Linked DNA regions of Mus musculus: region 1 is linked to region 2. Evidence: chromatin loops called from intact Hi-C (ENCODE). Cell type or tissue: left cerebral cortex. All regions are shown on one strand. Each heading gives the region's core, and the rest is flanking DNA. Links, peaks and the distances in the headings are about the cores only.

Region 1 (8,376 bases), core at 115-8,114, 220 kb after region 2:
GGACTTAACATGCTCAGGACTAAGTATCTACCTTCACTGAGGATTGAAGGAGTTGACATATGGGGACTATACTTCAGGCCAGAGTCCTTTTCCATGAGACAAGGTTACAAGAGAGGGAAGAATGGGGTGTCATAAATTATGCTCTCTCTATGTTAGCTACCCCGTAGTAGCCACAGGAGCTAAAGACCCTCAAATCTACACAGCCTCTTCCTTGAGTTATTTCCCTCTACCTACATCATGCCTTTGTTGTCTTCACTCTGTCTTCTATTCCCAATGTCATGTCTTATATGTGGTACTTCTGCCAAAGCCCAGTTCAGCTTTCCTGTGTGTATGATGCTACAGAAGGACTCCGGGACCTTATATGTCCTAGACATGTGCTCTCCCGACAAGCTACAGAGCTTGCTGTGCTCTTCAGGTTTTAGCTGGTATATTTTGGTCTTTTGTTCTAACTGAACTCTGAGATCTTGTACTAGTCTCTTCTTTGAAAAAATTCTATGTGAAATACAAATTCTTATGCTTCATTTTTTTCTTCCTTTTTCTCCTTTTCAGCAATTTGTAAGTGTGTGTGTGTGTGTGTGTGTGTGTGTGTGTGTGTGTGTGTGTATGATACTAAGTAATCAGAGCTGTATTTCAGTTTCTCTCCATTGCAGGATGACTTGTGACCTTTCTATGGTTAACAGAAACAACTGCCTATGTCTTGTTATTTACTTATTTGTTTATATTGGACTCATATTCCCAAAAGAATTATTGGACAGATGCTGTGCAGATTAAGGAAATGTTAAATTAGGACTGCCCACATTTAGAAGGCAAGAACTTATAAACACAATCCACAATCGTTTCCACTATCAAAGATGAAGAACTTTGGCAGTGGGATGCTAAGGTATTTTCCCTGTGTTCTGTCCATGCCCAGAGACTAGTGTTAAGCATCTTGAACTGTGTTTCATACCTCCACTCTCAGCACCGAGCATTCACCCTGATCCCCACATTCTCCTATTCTCTTTTACTTCTTTTGCCTCGAATCAAATTATTTCTCCAGAATCAAGTCTCTTCAGGAAGATAGACTTTGAAAGATGCCTCCCAGGCCTCTCATTGCACATTATAAGTTGTATTTATTTGTTTTGTTTTGTTTTTTTTTCATTACTTATTCCTAGTCATTTTTCTTTCTTCACTTGTGGAAGCCAGAGGTCACTATTCAGCGCCATTGCTTATGGAGACAGAGCTCCATTCACGTGAGTGAATTTAAAGCTGTGTAGAATACTATGCTGATGCTCACTGTTAGAGGGCAATGAACATAATTGTTTTGCAAGTAAAGGTTTGCAGAAAGAATAAACAGTTTGCAAAAATATTTAATAACAACATTTCTAAAATGATTGGTGTATTTGTCCTTTACCAAATAGAAGGGAATGCCTCCAATGCTCAATTTATTCCTTTACAATCATAGCGTGCTAACAATGGCATTAAAAGGGAACAAACGCAGTGCTTGGAGAAGAGAAAGAAAAGGTTTATCTTTTTTTTTTTCAGGTGAGATAAAATATTATAATTCATTCTAATTTATGTTCCCTTGCTGAGTGCTATGAATTTTTAGAGGTTTACATTTCCTACTGATGTATGATTTATTGCAATAAAAAAAAGCCTGTGAGATTCAAGAGATTGTGTGAGATTAGAAAGGGCAAGGAGATTCTCAGAGCTCAGTGTAAATAGCCATGACTAAATAAAACTCTCATGCTGAACTCTAAACTCTCTTGAAATGTGAAGATTTATTAATAACCTTTCATTGTAGGCTTTTTAGTCCTGGATAGGTGCTACAAGGTGGCATAACAAATCACATTAGGGATCCCCTTGGATGGATGAGATTTCAAATTAGCATAAATCTGACTTGGAAGACAAAAGACAAAATGTCTAAGTTTAATGCACTTTCATTTTCTCTAGAAAATCCCATTTATAACTGGCCTCTCGTAACATCTCGGCTAACTACTGATCACATGGCCATTCTAGTAGAGCTGAGCCCCACTTCATTTCTAAGTCATTCCCTGTCTATATATTTGTTTTACACAGAACAGGCAGCACGAGTGATTGCTGAGAAGAATCCACCTCTGACTGTCAACTTCAAATGGGTCAAGCAAATCCTTTCACTTGGAAGCATCATTTCATTACCCAGCCAGTCACCTTGACTATGTGGTGACAATGTGGTGACTGTTTACTGGTGGACAAGGACACATCAGTCACCACCCAGTCCCAAATTTCACTGTTCAATTCCTCATAGCCATAATGGAAAAGTTTGCAACTCAAACAACATGACCCAGTACCCTGGAGGCTGAGGTATGGAGGTTGCTTGATGGGTTGGGATGGACTACACAATGAGATCCTGTCTCAGAACAAAACAAGTAACAAAATAAACATGGTGACCTTAGGAGTAGATGACAATGCTATTACATCCTATAGCATCAAAGAACACTGTCTCAGCTACGTTCTGCCAATAGTGAACAATGTGTGATTTTCCTGAAGAAGGTCATCGTGCCCAGTTTTCCATCCTTTGTGCCCTCCTACTAGATAGTCCCAGAGATGTGGAAATAGCCTGCTCTGCAGTTCTGTGCAGAGTCCAGAATTCCCACTGATCCAGTGTGTTTGCCTGTAAAGGCCTTCATCTACCCTGAGTGCTCCACTTCTTATCTGCATGCACCATGCAGTGGTTAAGCCAGTACTTTGGTACAAGTTCAAGGATTACTAGTTCTTGACAGTAGTGAAAACACACCTTCCCAAGAGCCTGGTATTTGTATCTAATATTTTGAGAGAACCCAAGTGTTTATTACTCATATAACATTATAAAAGGGGTACCTACAGTATGGGAAAAGGAAAGGAAGTCGAGATTACATGTGTATGTAACTCACATTTAAGTATTTATTTTCCATATACCTATATGCTTTTCTAATAATGTTACAACAGGGCATATTCATGAGTAAAGCGATCCAAGTGATCACAAATAAAGCATTTTCCTAACTTTTAGTGTAAAATTGAGAGAAACAGTGATATACAGTAATCTATAATCTATTTCTAGGAGCAGATAAGAAGAGAAGGAAAGATAAATGATGACACATAGATAATCTAAAAGACTATCTGGGGGCCCTTAGGCCCAGCAGAGGTATTCTGGGAAAGGTCAGATGTCAGTAGGACAATGTATGTTAGTTCTGAGGAAATTCTGTATGTGGACCAGGGTCACCTGAGTCGGAAGAGAATGAGACTTGACCATCTGGAGTGTTTAAATAGAGCACAAAGCCTTTTAGGCCTTCTATAAATAAACACTTATAAAAACATATGCGTAAGTGGGCTCTCTCAGTCTCAATGTTTGTCAGTACTGTTGCACAGCAGACCACAATTCTTTAATGTTAATAAAGCTTATTCCAGTTAATAGCACAATACTGATGAGCAACTTTCAAATGTGCTGTGCTTTAAGAGTACAGTTTCTAAAGAGAACACATTCTCTGCTCACGTTGGGTCATGTCAGGTGCGGGGCACCGTGGCCCACATGTTCACATGTCCTCTTGTCTCTACATACGTTTGTTGTACACTAGCTTAACTCTGCCTGCCTGGGCGTCACCTACCATCACAGCTGGGCAAGGCGTGGTTCCACTGATGGTTCTTCTCACAGACGAGGGGCTCATCGTCACTGAGTGTGTACCCAGGGTCACAGCTGAAGGTCACTGTAGACCTGATACCAAAGTTACTGCCATGGCGCTGACCATTTACAGGGATGCCTGGGTCCAGACAGGAGTCGGATTCAAGAGTCACACCTGCATGGGCAAAGAGGACAGAAGACTGAAAGGCTTTCTGGATAATTGAAAAAAAAAAAAACAGTGCCATAACATAAGCGATAATATATTCCTAGATATACACAGACCCAGGGAATCATCTAAGAGAACTCTTCATTACTGAACTGATCGCTTAATATCCAATAGTCATTCACGCAAAAAGCAATGTCTCCAAATACTTGACCTTGTTTTTCAAATGAAAGACAGTCATGTGTTCCTCTTCAGGTCCTAGAGAAATGGTACAACCTTGAATAATTCATCGAAGTCTTTGAATTTTACCTTTGTTCCCCAGAAAAATCAATGGACTGTTAATGGAACAGCAAGCTAGGTCTTATCCCTTCTCCTCTCTCCTTGATTTTATTGTTTGCATTCCAGTTAGGTTTTGGAAGCTTCACTGCCATGCTCCTATACCCGACACACACAGGCAAGCACACATATGAAATGCAGTTTACAGCTGCATGAGTGTGGGTTTTCTAAAAATATATTTTATAGACTTAACTGTAGAATATAAATATAGAACTACAGTTTTAAAATCTCCATGCCATCTGCCACTCGCCCATGCCACTAGATAAGCTGGTATATAAAAGGAAGTAGGTCACCTCATCATGAGACTTTTTTTTTCTTTTCTAGAATAATCTATTCAAGAACATGAGAATCAGAGAAGGGAATGTTATTGCAATGTACTTGTAGTTAGAGAAGTGAAAACTCCCTTACAGGTTTCCCCTCTGGCAGTAAGCTCAGACATGGACTGTGATCATAAAATGTTCTGGCTTTCAGTCTTTCATGGCCCCAACATTGACCTCCTGGATCCTGGGTCTGATCAATTGGACTTTAGTAGAGTGAAGTGACTAGCTGAGCTAGGTTTTCCTTTACGTGATTAAACAAGTGGTTCATAGAATCCAGAGTAACTGTTTAAACAATAATAATGTATCCCTAGTAGTACAGGAGACTGTGACCCCAAAAGGGGTAGAAGTGGCAGGCCACAGAGAGGCTAGCTGGGGTAGGACAGCGTGTGAGTACTGGGCCTTTCCCAAAATTCAGCAGCACCCTGATATCCTGGGTGGATATTTCCTGGGAGTCATTACCATCCTGGATATCCTGGGTGCTTCATTAACCTAGTGATCACCTTGGTTGCTCATAGTTGGAGTTCTCTGAGGGCCAAGACCATCCTGGTTATACACCCTGGACATTTCCTCAGGACTCTTCTGTTATCGGTAGTTTTCTAGCACCAGGACCATTCTGCATACCGCTGTGGGCTCTTAATTACTGTATCAATTCTTTCCAGCCAACAGGCACACAAGTGGAGAAGGATCTTAGTCACCCCTTCAGTGATTCCTTCAGCCATGCCTGTAGACTCTACCTCCTGGAGAACCTCCTCAGGCCTCCATATTCTCTGATAGAGTATGCCTGCCATGCTCTGATTTCTTCCAGGCTCACCCCATATGCTTTCCCTGTCACAGGATGGATGGAGTGTTTTCATTCTGACAGAACTCTTGGAGTTAACAACTGAGCAAATAAATAATCCCAGGGCAGTCTGGGAAATCTGTGAACTTAGAGGTTTGAAGAATGTAGAATTCATAGGCTGTGACTTGAGCATCCCCCAATCAAACCTGGTGTGGATTTTCAGTCACATTCTCAAAAGTTGGAGGTGGCTAGACAGTGATAGGACAAAAAGCAAATTGAAAAGAATTGTATTACTTTTACCAATACTTATTTGCCTTAAATGGTCATTCTAAGTCTTTAAAAACAAAGGGCCAAAGTTTCCATAGATACAAAGCACAGCAACACCCACTGCTCTGTGGCAGGTTACGTGAGCAGGACCAGCAATGGTGAGCACCAGATTGCAGAAGTCTTACCCTTGTCTTTATTCCTTTCCCCTTCTCTTCCCTCTCCTTCCCCCTCCCCTCCCCGTCTCTTCCCTCTTTCTTCTTCTTCTTTCTACCCCTCTTCCTACCCCTCCTATCTCTCTTCTCTTCTCTTCTCTTCTCTTCTCTTCTCTTCTCTTCTCTTCTCTTCTCTTCTCTCTTCTTTCTTTCCCTTCCAATCCCTTCCTTTTCCCTTCATCCCCTCACTTTTCTCTCTCTCCTTTCCCCACCCTCTCCCCTCTTCTTCTCAGTACCCTTCCTGCTCCTGTCCTCTTCACTCTCTGTTCTCCCACTCTTCTCTCACCACACACACATCTCCATTTTCTATGGAATCATATTTTACACTCATAACTTAAACAACATGCTCCCACATTGCTGATGCAGAAATGGCCATGGGGTGATGGCTTTCTACAACATGGGAGGCACTTATTTTGTGAGAAATATTTACAATGAAATTCATGATTTATAATAAGATCCTATTCCATACAAAATTTGCTTAAAATATAGAAGGACTGTTAAACAAAAGCAAACCAGAATTTTGTGTTATCATTCACTTCCAATGATTAGAATTACATTAGAAATTAGAAATACATCTTGAAACACCTAGAAAACCATACTGGATACCCATAGACAAATTAGCTTATGCTGTTTTTTTAATTTTCTTTTTCTTTTTTAAAGACCAATAAACAGTAGTACAGATATGAGTAGAGAAATATGAAAGCAGTATGTTTCAAATTTGGGGTGTGTGTGTGTGTGCTCGCGCGCGCACGCACGTACATGGGCATGTATGTGCATGTGTGTGCATGCATGCATGTATGTGTATGTACATGTATATGTGTATCCCTGTGTGTCCATGCATGTGTGTATTTTGGTAGGATCACAGTCATGTGTTTTATCCTCAAGTTGCCTAAGGCAAGGCTGGTCCAGGAATTCCCCCAAAGCTGGGAGGCGGGAAACCACACACTGGATGCACAAAGAGCAGTAAGGTCAGTCTTGCAAGGATGCACTGAGATTGGTGCTGATCAGGATTGTTGTGTATACACAGCTGCATCCTCTGTCAGAGCTGTATCTCAGCCTGGCCTCAACCTCACATCACAAGGAGAAGATGGATCAGTGGACAGTTTTTGAGCAGAGTGATGCATTTTGGTTTTGTTCTGTTTCTCAGCTGAAACATAGTGCTGATATTTGACCTAAATATGATGCAAACATACTTCTTCTCAGCACATGGCCTTTGTGAAGAGGTGGCAGTGAGTGTATGCGTTGGTGAGTGAAGGCAGGTGACTTGTTTTTATAGTCATCACTATAAAACTATGTGCGCTGTTCACATTCCCATGTGTTTCGAGGTGAGTCCTGCTTTGTGTCAGCTGTCAGTCACAGATTGGGGCAGCTAAGGTGTCAACGTGTACACCTTCCTTCCAAGAAAGTGTCACAAATCAGACACAAAAAGATACAAGAGATCAAATATCTTAACTCTTAAATTTTGTTTGTTATGTATATGTATAAATATATGTAAATATATTGCGTGTGTGTAGATATTTGCCATATATATGAGATACACAAAGAGTTCAAGAGTGTAGTATGTCAGAAACTCTGTAGCTTGAGTTACTGACAGCTGTGAACAGTCAGGTGTGGGGCTGGGAACTGAACTCCAGTCCTTTGCAAGAGCAGGAAGTGCTCTTAACCACTGAGCCATCTCCTCAGATGGCTCACCACATGTGTAGGTATTGATGTGTGTATGAGTGCAAGTATGAATGTATGTATACATACATACATACATACATACATACATATGTAGCACAACTAAGTTTTAATTAATTAATTAATTGGCAATCATTTGGGTTCCAAAGTTAGAACTTATTATCATTTATTTTTAATGGAAAATATTCCTAACCATACATGTCCAAATGTCCGTATAAATAAAATGCAGGGAAATGCATTTAGAACGCCTCTGCATCTGAGTAGCAGAGGTTCTGGGCAGGGAATCGATGGTGGAGAAGGAGAGGAGGCAGGAATAGGTTAAAGAGGATGCAAATATTCCATTTGTGCATTTATAGAATGGTATGTATGTGTAATATATAGCTATCACTGAAAGGTAAGCAATTTGTTTTTGATTATATTAACAGCCATAAATCTCATGCCCCCCACAACCATTGCTCCGTTGGGGCTGCAGCTAGTTCCTGCCAGCCTTCCTCTTCACTCAGATTTCCTGTGAAGGACTTTCAGTGGGGTCTGAGTTTTGGTTGACTCTTGTTAAGAACCCATTCCTGTGAGGCAGCCCTCTGGTAAATACCCAAAGTATATTTATATAACTATGGCTATAACATGATACGTTCACAGCTTCAGAAGCTGAATCACAAAGCCAAGCTGGGAAGAAAACAGCCTGGTCTGCTGAGCACACTGGATCTACCATGGCCTACTGACAGTTAAGTGTTCACAGCAATTACTTGGCATTCACTAAGCACAGCTGGGGTTTAATTCCTGGCAACCTCTGATCTAATGTTCGCCACCCTGGAAAACCCAATTGCGTGAACTCACAGACCAGATAGTTTTCTGCACAGCACCCTGGCCATGGACGCCACTCATCACTCATGAAACTGCTTCAAGAAAACACCCGACAGCAGCAGCGGTCGCCATCTTGGTCCGGGACCCGCCGAACTTAGGAAATTAGTCTGAACAGGTGAGAGGGTGCGCCAGAGAACCTGACA
Region 2 (8,376 bases), core at 206-8,205:
ATGTTTATACAGCAAAATGATTAAATGCCCTGTGTACCATGCAGTGACTGCATCTTCATGTCACTTGGGAGAGAAAGCAGCTTCAAGAAACAGGAGTTATGCCCTGTTCCTTTTCTATTGTGGATGCATCCCCTTGTCTTAAAATCATTACTCACTTTTCCACATTTCACAAGTTCACGCGTGGGGAAATGTGTGAGAGAATGGGAGAATGGGCCTTCTGTGGCTATTCATAATCTAAACTTATCAGGGCAAGGGGAGGGGCACCCTCCATTCCATTCATGGAAAATACTGACAGGTCACAGCTTCACTTCCTCTTACGCCCAAATCACTGTTAGGGACTTATCATGGATAAAGCTATTCAAGGCTCTGTTGGACTCTGCACAAACATGCATTAAATTCCTGCCTTCAATAACTCAGAGAGTGATTGACCTTGGACATGTGCTCTATATAGAGAGAGCTACTTTGAAATGAGTTTTCAGGGGTGGGCCTTGACTCCACCATGAATAGCATGTCTTAAGAAGAAGTGATCAGAACACAGATACACAGAAAAAAAAAACCAAAAACCATATGACCACATGAAGAGGATACACCTACATGCCAAAAAGAGCCTCAGAGACACAGCTTCCCCACTGTTTAGTCCTAGACTCTCACTCTTCAAGTCTAAGAAATTATTCTCTGTGTGTAAACATTAAAAGGGTCCTGGTAATAGCAATCACAAGAATACATGAGGAAAACAACAAAGTAAAAAATGTGGAAGTTTGTGTGGACATCCCTAGAAATGATTCTTCTTGTTATGAAAGATGGTGCCCAAAGACTGTCTGCAAAGTCTACTGTCTATGTCCTACAAAAGAGTGACCCTGCTTCATGTGGAAGATGGCTGAACATGAGCTGTGTGAGGTCTTCTTATGGCTGTTAAACAAGATCAAGACCCTCTGAAATAATATGCCACAGAGGAATTAACTATCCTGAGCTTGCCATACTTGAAATGCCATTTTTACCGACAGAACACAAGAGTGCATTTTCAAGAGTTGCTAATCTCCCACCAAATCCCTTACTATTCTTGGTCTGATCTCTGTCTAGATCATGGTATTTAGGCATATTCTGGAAAGCATGCCTCTTTGTAGCATCTATAACAATATCCTAGAAAAGAGATGTGCAGGTAAGTTTGCCAGGATAGCCAGTGGTCTCAGCAGCCAATCACAACTGGAGATCAGACACTGTTCTTCACTGAGTTCTGACAATTAGGAAAGTGAGGAGAATCCATATCTGCACTATTGAAAGTATACACTAAGGAAATGGTGCATACAGCTGGTATGCTCAGCTTACTTCTTCTTAGCTCATAAAATATAGGCTAGCACCAATGTTGCCAAGATAAAATAAACACAGTGCATAGGAAATGCCATCACTTGCAGAAGTTCTGAATACAAAACTGTGACCTTTCTCTTTATAAAAGATGTGTATATTTGAAAGCAGAGTGATGCAAGCCATGAGCCACTTCTAACCAGACAGAAAGTGCTTGTATTGTGTTCTGGGCTACTCCCTAGTTTTTGATCTTGATCATGGTCTAGTCATGATTTAGAAAGCACCAGGCTATCAGCAATTAGGGAAAAAAAATCTATTTGTAAGGATGTTGTTTCTGAAAACTAGAAGCATGAAAGTATTGCCTTCTATATTCTAATTCAAACAAAGGAGAAGATGTGCCTAAGCTTGAAACAACTCACATCTTAATACTTACTTATGATTCAAATAGAAATATACACTTGTACAAACACAGAGACAAAAGCTTTGTGTGGGCTGCTTTTCTTTGTGTGTGCCATTTGTTTCTATATATAATGCTAGAGTTTCATGTGCAATATAACAATCCTCACAACTTGACTCCTGGGGTCACTCTGCACAGTGATTTATTTATCATTCATGGTCCATCTAACTAGTGAGACTCACATAAACACACAAGATCAATTAAAGCAGTTCTTATCACTGAATACATTGTGCTTTATCTGACAAATCCATAAAACCTGAGAAAACTCTCTGTTCTTGGCCACACATGGGTTTGGCTCTGCTCTGCTTGGGCATGATGTATCTCCTATACAAAGAAAACACTGGCCTTAGATCCACCTCAGTTGATGATCCAGCCACTGCTGCATTAAGGTGCTCATTAGAACCACTGTATAAAACCAGAACAGTGGTATTGAAAGTAGCACCATTGGGCATCAAATTCATTTGATTTTATTATATAAAGCAGCTCTGTAAAGACAGGTGCGACATTTACCACTTCAATATCCATATGAGCTATTCATTTCATGCATCTTGAGTAAAATAGACATTTGGAGCACTAAAAGTCTTCTAGAACACTTAATTGCCCTGTGGTACCCTGAAAATCTGGGGCTTACCATCAAACACTTCCAGTGCATCAAATTGCTTTTCACTTTGGAATGTGTCCACAAAGAGTGTGATGTTGAAGTTTGGCTCCACTTTAATACTCCAAGCACATGTCTGGGAGTTAAAATAGTTGCCTGGGTACCCGGGACTGAGAATCACCCCAGAAGACTCTGTTCGCACTTCATTTGCTGGGCATTGTGCTAGAGAGAAAAGAGATGGATAGAGGTCTGCATTAATACAATGAATACAAACATTGATGGGATGGAAGACAGTCTACTGAGCTCTGACTACGTTTAATACAGGACACAGACACCTCCAATCTACTCCAATGCAAAAAGAAAGACAGAAAGCCCATCTTCAATACAATACAACAAGATGTAGCTTTTTGTATAAGAAAAAAATATTTTTATTCCAACCCTTGCTGTACTTGGATAAATAAAATCTAAATATTTGATGTGACCATGTGACTATTTAAGTATGAAGCAAATTTCAGAAACATTGTTCAACACTCCCACACACACCTGCACTGTTTGCCACAGTTTTCAGCAGGATTGGTGATTTCTAAAGTAAAAATTCTTTTATTGAAATAACAGATATTTCAAGTTGTGATTTTTTTTTTCTCCTCATCCTTCAATTTTGATCCAGCTACTTCCAGGCTAATTAAAAAAAATGTAAAATCACCAAAAGACTTCTTTAATGCTATCTCTCATTGCTAAGTTAAATTACATTACAGGAATGCTTTGCTTACAGAGCTACTAAGGGACACTGATCAGTCATAGCATATAAAAAGAAAGTGACACACCAGTGTTACTCACAGTTTAGGCATATCAGTAACCAACTTCGCCCAGAGCTTTTGTCCAAGATGTGTATCTTATTTGGTGAGTTTGCCCGTTTTAATGAGTTGATTGTATGTTACTTACAAAAACATTTCAAACTGAAGATGCTTCCCAAACAGGTGGGGAAAGCTTATAAGATGTGTCATTCCTAAATATTGTCTTGAAGGTTCCCCATTCATTTGGATAGTCTAGCTGAAGCATACTTTAAACCTCAGTAGACTTTTAGACAAAAACATAAGCAATTAAATTTATCACAGGACCATTTAAAATGTTTTGAGATCAAAGTCCTAAAATATCCACAGTACAAACTAGTTAATATCTCTGAAAATAGTTCTAAACTGAAGTCAATGACAGAATTCAGTCTAAAGTCCTATTTCCCCGGCAGTGATGGTAATGACATTGTTAGCCACCAAATGGGGCTGGCACCTTTCAGGTATAGTGGTTTCAATGAGAAATGTTGTTGTAGGTTCAGAAATTGAACCCTTGGTCCACAGTGATGATGTTGTTTCCAGAGGCTCAGCAGGTACAACTTGTTGGAGGACATATGTCACTGGGGGAGCGCTTTGAGAGTACATAGCCACACCCCACTTCCCATTTCTGTTGTTTCTTTGTGTTTGCTGTAAAAGATGTGATCTCTCCATTTCTTGTTCCTGCTGTTCTGACTCCTTGCCATGATAGCCATTTATCTCCCTGGAGTCATTTAGTCAAAATACACTTTATTCCATGAGGTGATTTTTATCGGTTTTACTTTTTCTTTTCTTCACAATGACAGAAAAGAGGCAAATAAAATGGAGAAACCCTTGCCTTGTCATGTCATCTGAGAAAATTGAAAGAATCAGCTTGGCCAGTGAGCTCTCTGCTTTATTCTTCTGTGCAACTTAGAGAAAACTCTGTTCAGTGTAATGTGGAACCCAGAATGCTCAGCAGAGCTGCGTCTCTTTGCTAAACCTCTAAACAATACTCCATTGCTTTGAGACAAGCATACCTAATTATTTGCCTTCCATCTTTCTTCTTAAACTGGGACCTCAAAGTGCTCCACAATGTACAACTGTACTAGGATTGCAGAGGAAGGCACCCTTGCCTCCAATGCTTCCCTATGGGAGTAGAAATAGGTTCCCACAATAAAACTCAACCACGATACCTTTTTATTTCCAGAGAGAGCTTTGCTTTGGAAATACTCCCACTGTTCTCCTCCCTCCCTGTAGGCAACAAACCGCTCCACAGTTTTAGCTTCTGTTGTACATTTTGTCTGTGTGCTCACTAAGATGGAAACCCATTCATCCAGCGACAACATCACGTTGCAAGATTTACTCTGCCAATTGCAGGTTGGGCATGCTGGCATTTTTAAAAAGAACACATCACGTAGGTTGAGTCTTCTGTCTGTGCACACCTGCGTGGGCTTGAAAATAGAGTTCCAGGGATCCCACAGACTTGCTTCCATGTGGCAATGAGAGCCAACACTTATACCATCTCTGCTATAAATAGACGGTTGAAACAGCTACCCCTCAGAGTGAAGTGAGATATGGCAGATGTAAATGTCTTTCTTAAATAGAAGGTGCCATATGGGCAGAGGTATTATAGAAACTGAAAATGTCCTGGCTATGTACTCTCCTGTTCTCAACAGGCAGGTGCTAGCAAGAAGACTCTGTTCTCAGTTTCACTGGGGAAACATTCAGCCATCCTTCCACCTTGTATATCTTACCACTGCAGCTAGAGTTTTAAATGACACTGAACTTCAGACCATCTGGAAGTAGGAAACTTTGCAATGAGTTGCTGAATGCCACCTGGAAAGCCATTGTCACCTCCAGGGCTGCAGCACAGAGCAGCTATCCAAATCAGAAGCAGCCCTAAATAGAGTCATTTCTTCTATTCTTAAAATGGTCTCCTTTGCTTAGTAGAGAGGATGAAATGAAAATACAAGCAAAGCCATATTTATCAAGTTTCTTTAACACTTAACGCTATTATTTTCAGGCACAAATATTATTTTAAAAATATATTTGAACATGTTTCCCAATGAGCCCAAGTGTTTTTGTTTCTTCCTGTCTGCCCTGCTGTTTTCTGGGAACTTACTCCTTCCTGGAGGCTGCTATAAACTGTTGCCAGGAGCAACCCAGCTAGCATGAAGGTTTCACCTTTCTCTTGAAGCTCAATTTCTCAGTTCTCCAGAAGTGATAACTTTAATGCCCTGTGCACCTCAAGAGACATTTGAGGAAACTACTACAGAGAAGGACCATCAGAGATACCTTGTAAAGGAGTTCGCTGGTAACTGGTCCTAGTTCCTTTAGGTAGACACATGGCATGTTATTATTTTTTTAAATGAAAAATCAGCTATGAGGCTGAAAATCATGTAGTACATCATTTAACACATCTTGCAGATCATCAGCCAAAATAACCTAGGCTTAAGAACTTGAATTTGGCTTACTAGTCATTAAAATTAACTCTTAGTTGGGTGTGGAGTGTTCATCTTTAATGCTAGCATTCTAGAGACAGAGGCAGTCAGAAGCAGTGTGGTCTACATAGGAATTCCAGGATATCCAGGGTGACATAGAGTAACCCTTAGGAAAAAAAAATTAAAACAAAAAATAAAAATATTACCTCCTGCCAGGCATGGGAGTACACATTTCTAATCCCAGCATTCTATAGGCTGAGGCAGGAAGATTTTAGTGGACTTAAGGCTAGCCTGGTCTCAATAGTGAGTTTCAAGCAACCAGGACTACATTGTGACACACTGTTCCAATAATATTAATCCATAAAAACACCTGTAGTGTGGGATAACTATGGAAACTAGGAGGAGCCTAATAAAATGGGAGGCTCTGACACTTGAAGCCTGTAGGGGGCTGAGGGTGGGCATGTGGGAAGAACACTGGAATTATTCCCCTCCTGTGTGCCCTCCTGCCCCCTCCACAGGGGCAAAAAGATTTGGATGCCCTTTAGTGAATGATGTCCAGTTATGTTTCTATTTGTCTTGTTTTGCCTTTTAGACTGATTTCTTTATGTAGACAACACCTAAAGATCTGCCTGCTTCTGCCTTCTAGATGCTGGGATTAAAGGACAACCTATCCAGATATATGTTTTTAAGTTTTAAAAATGTTTTCATTTGTGTGTGTTAGAGAGTAAGAGAGAGGGAGGGAGGGAAAGAAGGAAGGTGAAAGATGTGCCACTGCATTCATGTGGAGGTCAGAGGACAAAGACTGAGATTGGGTCCTCAGGGAATAAACTCAGGTGGCCATGCTTGGTGACAAGTACCCATACACACTGAGCTATCTTGCTGACCCAGGTCTATTTTTAATGCGTTTTCTGAAAACTATTATGAGTTCCTTCCTAGTGATCTGTAGGATGAAGTCACTTGTCATTCAAGACCTCTTAAAAACCAGGCTCTGGGGGTGCCAGCTCTCTTTGCACCTCTTCTGTAAAGTACCCAGAGGGCAGCCTGCTCCTCCTTCTTGAGTGCCATGTGCCCTTTTCTGCACCTGGAGCTTTATTCATTGTTTCCTTTTTTTATTTTTTGTTTTTCTGAACATGAGAAGTATATGTTGTCATCTCTTACTCAATTTTCTCTGAACTAAGGTAGCATCTAACATGATAGCATGTTCTCAGCACACACTGAGACCCTCTCAGCACATGGTCTGCAATACTCCCCATTCTCCTCCCATAAAACTCTTGTTAGGTTCAGAGAGCTGGTAAGAGTGTGTCTAAATGCCCAAGGAAGTAAGATTCAATGTGAACACCATTTTCTATCAAGAATGTACTGAGGGACCAACCCCTACTTGAGCCCTACAAAATAATTAGAAAATAGAGAAAGATTATAATTAAGTGCTTAAGTGCTTAGGGTCAGCCATAGACAGGCATTTGAGCCCTTTCAAAATAATGAGTTGCTCAGAGACACACAACTAAGATTTTTCTCAGCTCATCTCCCCTTAAAGAATTTGCTTCAGAAAGAAAAAGAGCTCAGGGTTGGTTGGCACAGTAGTTACAGAGTTGGGAAGTCGTGGGCTTCCAACCTCAGACAAAGTCAAAGTTGAGCCTGTGGGAGGCTGCATGCACAGGTGCCTGTTGTGTACAAGGAATGGAGACGATGGGCCCGTAGTTATGTGGGCTCACTCTGTTTTCTGGATGGACATGAATTAGAGTTCAACAGAAATGGAGTAAATCTGGACAGGACAATGTAATGAAGGGATTCTCCTCATTCTCTTTTCTAGGCTTGTTTTAAGCTTTCCATCCTGACAAACTTGAAAATGGGAAGGTTTGCCTGGGAGTATAAAGTGGCCAAATTTCAACTGTATGTATGTATACTTCTCATCTTGAGAAGAGAATCCCAAGGTCATCACCGCTGTGCCAATACAGACAGTACGTTTACCTAAGAAGATTCCTCAGGTCTCCTAACTCTGCACAGCTTGGCACATGAGCCCATGGTAGACGATGATGAGTCACGGGTCCATCCACTGGTCCTGGAAGCTCATTCTGCCTGAGACTCCCAAGGGTGGCCATGCTCCAGTGCAGTAGCTTTCCAATGCAGTGAGTTCCCTGTACCTTGTGATTCTGAAGTTAAAGTTTATGAGTAATGTAAGGCACTGTGAATAGTGGTCATTCATTCCTTACAGAAGCCCATCTTCTAGAATGGTAGAGATGGTACATTGCTCACAGGTGACGTGGTGCTCCCCATCAGAACCCTGATTGTTTAAAGTACGTTGAAATCACTAGCAGTGAACAAGACGAGGTATCTGACCTCCTTTTACCAAATGTGACTGCTTCCTTCCCACTGTGCTTGCAAATGGCTCCTACTAAATCGCATTTCTTGAGTGATCTAGTTGTATTCTAGTCTCTGGACCAACAAGTGCAGCTTAGAACTCTGTTCTTTAAAACTTGTCTAAGTTCTGGTATATGGTCAGTTTATGTTAGGCGCATATACAAAACCAAAGTGGCTATATTTCATGGTTTATACATTTTTTATTCCCAAAGTGTTAAACACTAGATGCTTAAATCCAGGTGAAGTAGTGATAAAAGAAAAAAAAAAATCTCAGGATGCTCAGTTTGCTCAGTTTGCTTGAGATGGACCCGAAAACATGATGCAGATTGGAGAGATGTAGAAAAGGGCTGTTATATCAATGGTGGATATCAGCTATTCTTTAATATTTCAGTTTTGATGCAAGCGAACATTACC

Evidence for each region. Peaks named below come from ENCODE experiments on the same cell type or tissue, not always from the same donor. Only the 100,000 strongest peaks of a DNase experiment are listed, where the experiment ranks them.
Region 1: a loop joins it to region 2, with 2.8 times the contacts of the local background. A loop is called at or near these places in 2 of 42 quality-filtered maps.

The regions. Positions count from the first base shown.
Region 1 is chr8:16,208,101-16,216,476 of GRCm38, forward strand. Csmd1 (CUB and Sushi multiple domains 1) reads right to left here. Exons shown (of 70, transcript NM_053171.2): 18 at 3,600-3,788. Among named protein-coding and RNA genes, the nearest start is that of Mir3106, 43 kb to the left of the region's middle. In left cerebral cortex, for the core only: no CTCF peak of the experiment used is centred there; DNase peaks (open chromatin) are centred at 3,673, 4,317 and 8,000; H3K27ac peaks cover 1,760 bases.
Region 2 is chr8:15,990,204-15,998,579 of GRCm38, forward strand. Csmd1 (CUB and Sushi multiple domains 1) reads right to left here. Exons shown (of 70, transcript NM_053171.2): 47 at 2,391-2,579. Among named protein-coding and RNA genes, the nearest start is that of Gm46073, 61 kb to the left of the region's middle. In left cerebral cortex, for the core only: no CTCF peak of the experiment used is centred there; DNase peaks (open chromatin) are centred at 216, 2,496, 4,625 and 5,281; H3K27ac peaks cover 2,948 bases.